2 separate regions of the Mus musculus genome follow, and region 1 is linked to region 2. A link is a contact called in ENCODE Hi-C or POLR2A ChIA-PET data. All regions are on one chromosome and are shown on one strand. The core of a region is the stretch at or near the end of the contact, and the rest is flanking DNA. Distances in the headings are between cores, read along the strand shown. Region 1 overlaps Tmem51 (transmembrane protein 51). Region 2 has its middle 3.1 kb from the start of Gm13056.

The links. Hi-C counts contacts between places; a loop is a spot of excess contacts on that map. ChIA-PET counts read pairs that join two places held with the same protein, here RNA polymerase II (POLR2A).
Region 1: a map of mouse embryonic stem cell shows a loop between it and region 2 (5-fold over the local background). The contact joins two enhancer-like sites. A Hi-C loop is called at or near these places in 1 of 37 maps with a recorded cell type or tissue (mouse embryonic stem cell). POLR2A ChIA-PET finds 5 or more read pairs at or near these places in 3 of 5 experiments (all embryonic stem cell).

The regions. Positions count from the first base shown.
Region 1 is chr4:142,059,276-142,062,134 of GRCm38, forward strand. All of the region lies in intron 1 of Tmem51 (transmembrane protein 51), which reads right to left. Among named protein-coding and RNA genes, the nearest start is that of Tmem51os1, 24 kb to the right of the region's middle. Within about 2 kb of position 1,321, at least 1 of the 3 ENCODE cell types and tissues checked has a DNase peak (open chromatin) inside an H3K27ac peak, as active enhancers do.
Region 2 is chr4:141,280,215-141,282,914 of GRCm38, forward strand. No RefSeq gene overlaps it. Among named protein-coding and RNA genes, the nearest start is that of Gm13056, 3.1 kb to the left of the region's middle. Within about 2 kb of position 1,262, at least 1 of the 3 ENCODE cell types and tissues checked has a DNase peak (open chromatin) inside an H3K27ac peak, as active enhancers do.

The DNA of each region.
Region 1 (2,859 bases), core at 71-2,570, 780 kb after region 2:
ATCCTGTGGCCGACCCACAGACCATACACCTGCTTACAGCTGTTGGCACCAGCTGTGTCTCCCTAGGCAGCTGCTCTGCAGTGAGCATGGTACTGGCAGGCCTGCACAGCAGGTCTTTTTCTTGACAAATACCCAGGACGGGCTTACTGGGTGATAAAGGAAAGCTTGTCTTTAAAGGTCTCTTCGGGAGCTGCAGCTGTCCCTAGGGGCTGGGACCCTCCAGTCTGCTATCTGTGCATTCTTGGTCCAGATGAGATACCTCTGAGGATTTGGGTCACAGCGGGATCAGTCATGTCATGCTACTCTCTGCTTCCTTTGGCTATGAAAAGTGAGCCGATCTGGACGGTTTGTTCTGACTAGCGATGAGCTGTTCACACTAGGGCTAAAAGCCATCAAGATGATGGGGACGGGAACATTCCAGATGCGAGGGCTTCCCAAGGTTTAGGCCTCTCTCCCGGACAGTCTAGATGTCAAATGAACTGTTAAAATGGATAGCTCTCCGTGCTCCTCTACACCCAACAGTGGCCTCCAGGGGACCAATGAGAGCAGCAGGGACACTAGAGCTCAGGAGCAATGTTGACAGGAATCCAGGTGTGTCCCCTGGCTACTCTCCATTGTCAGCCTGAAGTTAGGGTTCAGAATCACCTGGGAGACACACCTTTGCGAGTGTCTGTCGGGGAGATTCCAGAGCGATTCAACTGAGGAGGGAAGACCCACCCTGAAGGCTGGCTGCGACATCCCTGGGCTGGAGTCCAGGACTAAATAAAAGGATGAAAGCGAGCCGAGCACCAGCGTTTACCTCTTTCTGCCTCCTGACTGCAGATGCAACAAGCCCAGCCACCTGGAAGCAACGGTTGACTGACTGTGTCCCCTCTGACTGTGAGCCTGAATAAGCCTCCCTTCCTTTTTGTTTGTTTGTTTGTTTTGTTTTTTTTCGAGGCAGGATTTCTCTGTATCGCCTGGCTGTCCTGGAACTTACTCTGTAGACCAGGCTGGCCTCGAACTCAGAAATCCACCTGCCCCTGCCTCCCAAGTGCTGGGATAAAGGCGTGCGCCACCACGCCTGGCTCAAGCCTCCCTTCCTTAAGTGGCTCCTGTCAAGCATTTTGTCACAGCAATGTGAGAGAGGTAACACATCGCGCCGCCTCGCTGTCCCTCAGTTTGCTTGTCCATAGAATGGGCCCATCACCGATGCTAGCTCATACCACTGCGGTGGACAGGATGGGTATAGGAAGCGCCTTTAGTAACTAGGGCAGCAGATGGGGGTGAGGGAGCAGAGGGAGCAGTAATTGGAGCCTCTGCTGTTATCTGAAAATGTCTTCATGAGAGGCTGGGAAATTGGGCTGCACGCCAGCCTCCTGATGCTCACCAAGCCTTGGAACATGGCCTCCACCAGTGTGGGTTCATGAGGAGACTCATGAGTTGGCTGAGTGTGGACTGCAGGCACAGATGGTGCAGGAGGGAGCAGAAGGAAGTTAGGACAAGCCAGAGAAATCCAGGGTCAAATAAAAGGGACCGGTGTATTTTTTTCTCTTGCCTTTTGTCTCGGCTCTGCAATGCCCCTTCCTACAGCTGCCTATCCAGCAGGACTTCAGCCAGGCCACCGGGAGTCTCAGGCCACGGGGAGTCTCAGGACATCACAGGATCTGATGGTTACCTCAGCTGAGTCCCAACACCCTTTGTGAGGGAGGTGTTCCAGGCCAGGCAAAGAGCTCAGCTTCTGCACATAAAAGGAGGCCCTGGGAGTCACTCTCTTGCTTCTCTTTGGTCTCCACCTCTTTCCTGCATCTCTCCCAAGTCTCAGCTTTCGCCCACCTCCCCTAAACAGCTCTGAATGGCCTGTGTATTCAGGGCTTCACCACTCCATGATGGCTCCGCCCAAGAGCCTGGGCGGCTCAGCTGGGAGACCTGAGGAGGTCTGTATTACTTCTCCAGCTGCTGCTGTAAATACCTCATAAAAGCATCTTAAGGAGCGAAGTGGCTTATTTCACAGCAGAGTTCAAGAGTCTATTGTGACGGGGAAGGAATGACAGAAAGCACGTGATGCCGAGGGTCACACGGCATCCACGGTCAGGAATGACGGTTCTCAGCTCACTCTCTCCTTTTTGGTCAGTCCAGGGAGCGGACCCACATTTAGGGTGGTTCTTCTGGCCTCAGTTAACCCAGTCTAGAAAGTTCCTCCAACATCTCCTAGTAATTCTACATCCTGATGAACGCACAATATTGACTGTCATAAGGGTTCCGATGAAAATAAACAGTGCCCACAGCAGCGCTGGGGGCCCCTGGATGCCATGAGTATACGGAGTAGGGAGACAGCAGACACAGGTTCTGCAGGGAAGTTGCCCTGAGATGTGCAGGTGTCATGTCACAGGTGCTGTTTGAGCAACAGCAGCCCTCCATTTAGGCGTGAGATAGCTCCTCTGCCTCCTCCCGTCTGGCCCAAGGTCACCTTCACAAACAGGTCACCAGACACTAGTGTGGTGGCCTGTTCAGCGTTCAAGGCTACATTTTGTTTTTGTTTTTGTTTTTGTACAGAGCTTTATTTCCAATGTTTAAATTGTACTATTGAGTGTGTGCGCTCACCAGGACACGCACTCGGAGGTCAGAGGACAGGAGTGGCCTCTCTCCTCCGGCATGCAGCTCCTGGAGGGGTTACGTCAGGTCACCAGACTGAGGCAAGAGCCTTAACCCACTAAGAGTGATCTCGTTTCATCAAGCACTGGCGATGCCAGCGAAGACACTTATCCTGAAAAACCTGCTCCATCTAAGTTCCCAACAATCGCTGCCACTGGCTGGCAGAGGTAGTGAACATCCCTGCACTTAACTCCGAGCCCAAATCACGCGCGCACGAACTGCTAG
Region 2 (2,700 bases), core at 12-2,511:
GTCTCAAAACAAAACAAAACAAAACAAAACAAAACAAAATCTTTGTATTACAGTGTATGTGTATATGTCTGTGTGTGTGTGTGTATGACAGTGTGTGTGCCAGGAGGTCAGAGGCCAGCCTTCAGATGTCCATTCTCTCCTCCTGCCCTGTAGGTCCTACAGATCCCACTCTGTCAGGCTTGGCAGCAGGCTACATCACTCACTGAGCCAGGCACCATTCTGGTTTGTGTCTTTATTGTAATAACGTACACACTCTACAACTGACCATTTTAATCTCATGTTTTGGTTTTCAACCTTTGAGACAGGGACTTGCTATTTATCCCAGGATGGTCTTGAACTTGCCATCCTTCTGCCTCAGCCTCCTGAGAGCTAAAGTTACTGGCATGAGTTTGTGGCAGGAGCTTTGTTCCAGGGTGTGAGCTGGTGACCTTTTGAGCTCTTGCTGGACTAGTCACCCTGATGACCAGTGGCCTCAGCTGGGGCCTTGTTCCACCAGGTAGACTCAGAGAGAACTTGGAAAGCTCCCTTGCATGACGCCATTATACAGGAAGAAAGGTTGAGGCCCAGAAAACATAAGAAGGTGGGGCTGAGCCAGAACTGAGCCAGGATTCATGGCATAAATATCCAGATGTTGCTATCTTCCTACACACCACCTGACAGGAGCTACCCAGAGAATGAGTGGGGGGTGAATGAATGAGTGAGCAAATGAATGAGTGAGTGAATGAATGAATGAATGGGCAAATGAATGAGTGAGCAAATGAATGAATGAACAAATGAATGAGTGAGAGAATGAATGAATTAGCAAACGAATGAATGAATGAGCAAATGAATGAATGAACAAATGAATGAATGAACAAATGAATGAACGAATGAATGAATGAACGAATGAATAGTGAATGCAGCCAAATGAGCCCGTCTAGCTGAAGAAACATACCCCAGAGGTTAAGTGAGGTACTTGGCAAATATTTACTCAATTGATGACAGTGTCACAGGGCAGGGCTTGCCCTCGTGTCCAGGGGCTCTGAACCTGTAAGCCCTTCAATCTTTACCACAAAGGGGACAGTCAGGACTCTTCCCTGCCCTGCACAGGAAATTGTCATGATGGCGTCAAAAGAGAAGCTAATTGTTAGTGACGAGGAACGCATGGCCTTTCCCCTACGTTTTTCGGACCACAGGCTCAGATCTGTCACCTGGCCTGAGACCAGGGTTCAGGGCATCTGAGCTCAGACTTTCTAAGGCAGGGATCCCTTGGGGATACTGGTGGTGGCCTCCAGCCAGGGGCTGGTAAATGTTTAACACCAGGCTCTCAGGAAGGGGGGGGGGAATAGAAGAGGAACATGAAAGAGGAGGAAGGAAGGGAGGGAGGGAAGAGGGAGGGAGGAGGGAGCAAAGGAGACTCCAGGCTCCTGTAGCCAGCAGAGGTGTCCATATAGCTGCCTCAACTGCCCTCCCTGTCAAGTTCAGAAGCCAAGCAGAGAGCAACACCTACTGTGCTGGTGGCTGCCACTCAGGCTGCCCTGACTGCACTTCTCCTACCAATGGGCCCCAACCTTGGCTTGGGAGGGGGAAGTTCCTCTCTACACTCAGGCACCCCTCCCATCCCTCTCTAGCCCCGGCTTGACTCCAGGGCTTCTAGGGAGATCAACATTGACCCATTGACTGTAGAGTGGTGCACACTCTACAGTGTGAGCACACACACACACACACATAGACACACACACTGTGCCCCTCTCCTCCCAATGATGGCATCCAAGGTCCTGTCCTTGCACGCCCCCGGGTGCCCGAGTGCCTCAGGTCTGGGGGAGTTGAGGTCAGGCTAAGGGGGTGCCTCTGCACTTTGGGAGGCAGGCCGCATTCCTGCCTAGATGTTTCAGTTTCCTTCCAGAGATGGAGATGGGAAGGTAAAGAAATACAGCAGACAGGAAGGTGGGATTCCACGCAGAGGCAAGCCTCACTTACACAGATGGGGAAACTGAGGTCAGGGAGGGCACAGGGTGTGTCTCAAGGCACAGGGAGGGCACAGGGTGTGTCTGGAGGACCTGTGACTCAGTTCCTGAATTGTCCAGCACTTTTTCCTCTGCCTGGCACGAGAAGCAGGGGTAGAGAGGGACAAGTGCAGTATGGTTGTCCTGGGCAAAGTGGCGACCAGCCAAGGGCTTGGTACTTCTTTGGAGTCCCTTGTGCTAGGTGGGGGTCCCTCAGGAAGTGGGGGTGGAGGAGGCTCACCCTCTCAGGAAGTACCCAGGGATCTAAGAAGCACAGAAGCTAATCTGGCCACGTGTTGCAGTAAATCTCCAACCGCTTGCAAAGAGCACACAACTCAGTTACAGTATTTATAAGCTGTATGCCCTGATTGGGCAGATTTGCCACTACACTGCTCTATTCCCAGCTACGAGATCCCCTGCTATTGGTGGTGTCTCTGGGACACATGGTTCTACTCCACTTTTCTTCCACCTCCTCTTTCTCTGGCTGCCTCTCCTTCGTCCTCTCTTCTCCCTCTCTAAAATCTCCAGCCCCACCTTTCCCTTCCACTGCCCGATCACAGATGTGGCCTTTATTAGTTAAATGGGGAGAAGGGTCCTTTGAAATCACCCAAGTACGTGATCCACTCCCTGTCTAGGCAGCCCCTCTGGAGGAAGCAGCATTAACATCAAAATACAAACAGCACCTGGGCAAGGAGATGCCCTTCCTCTTCTGCCT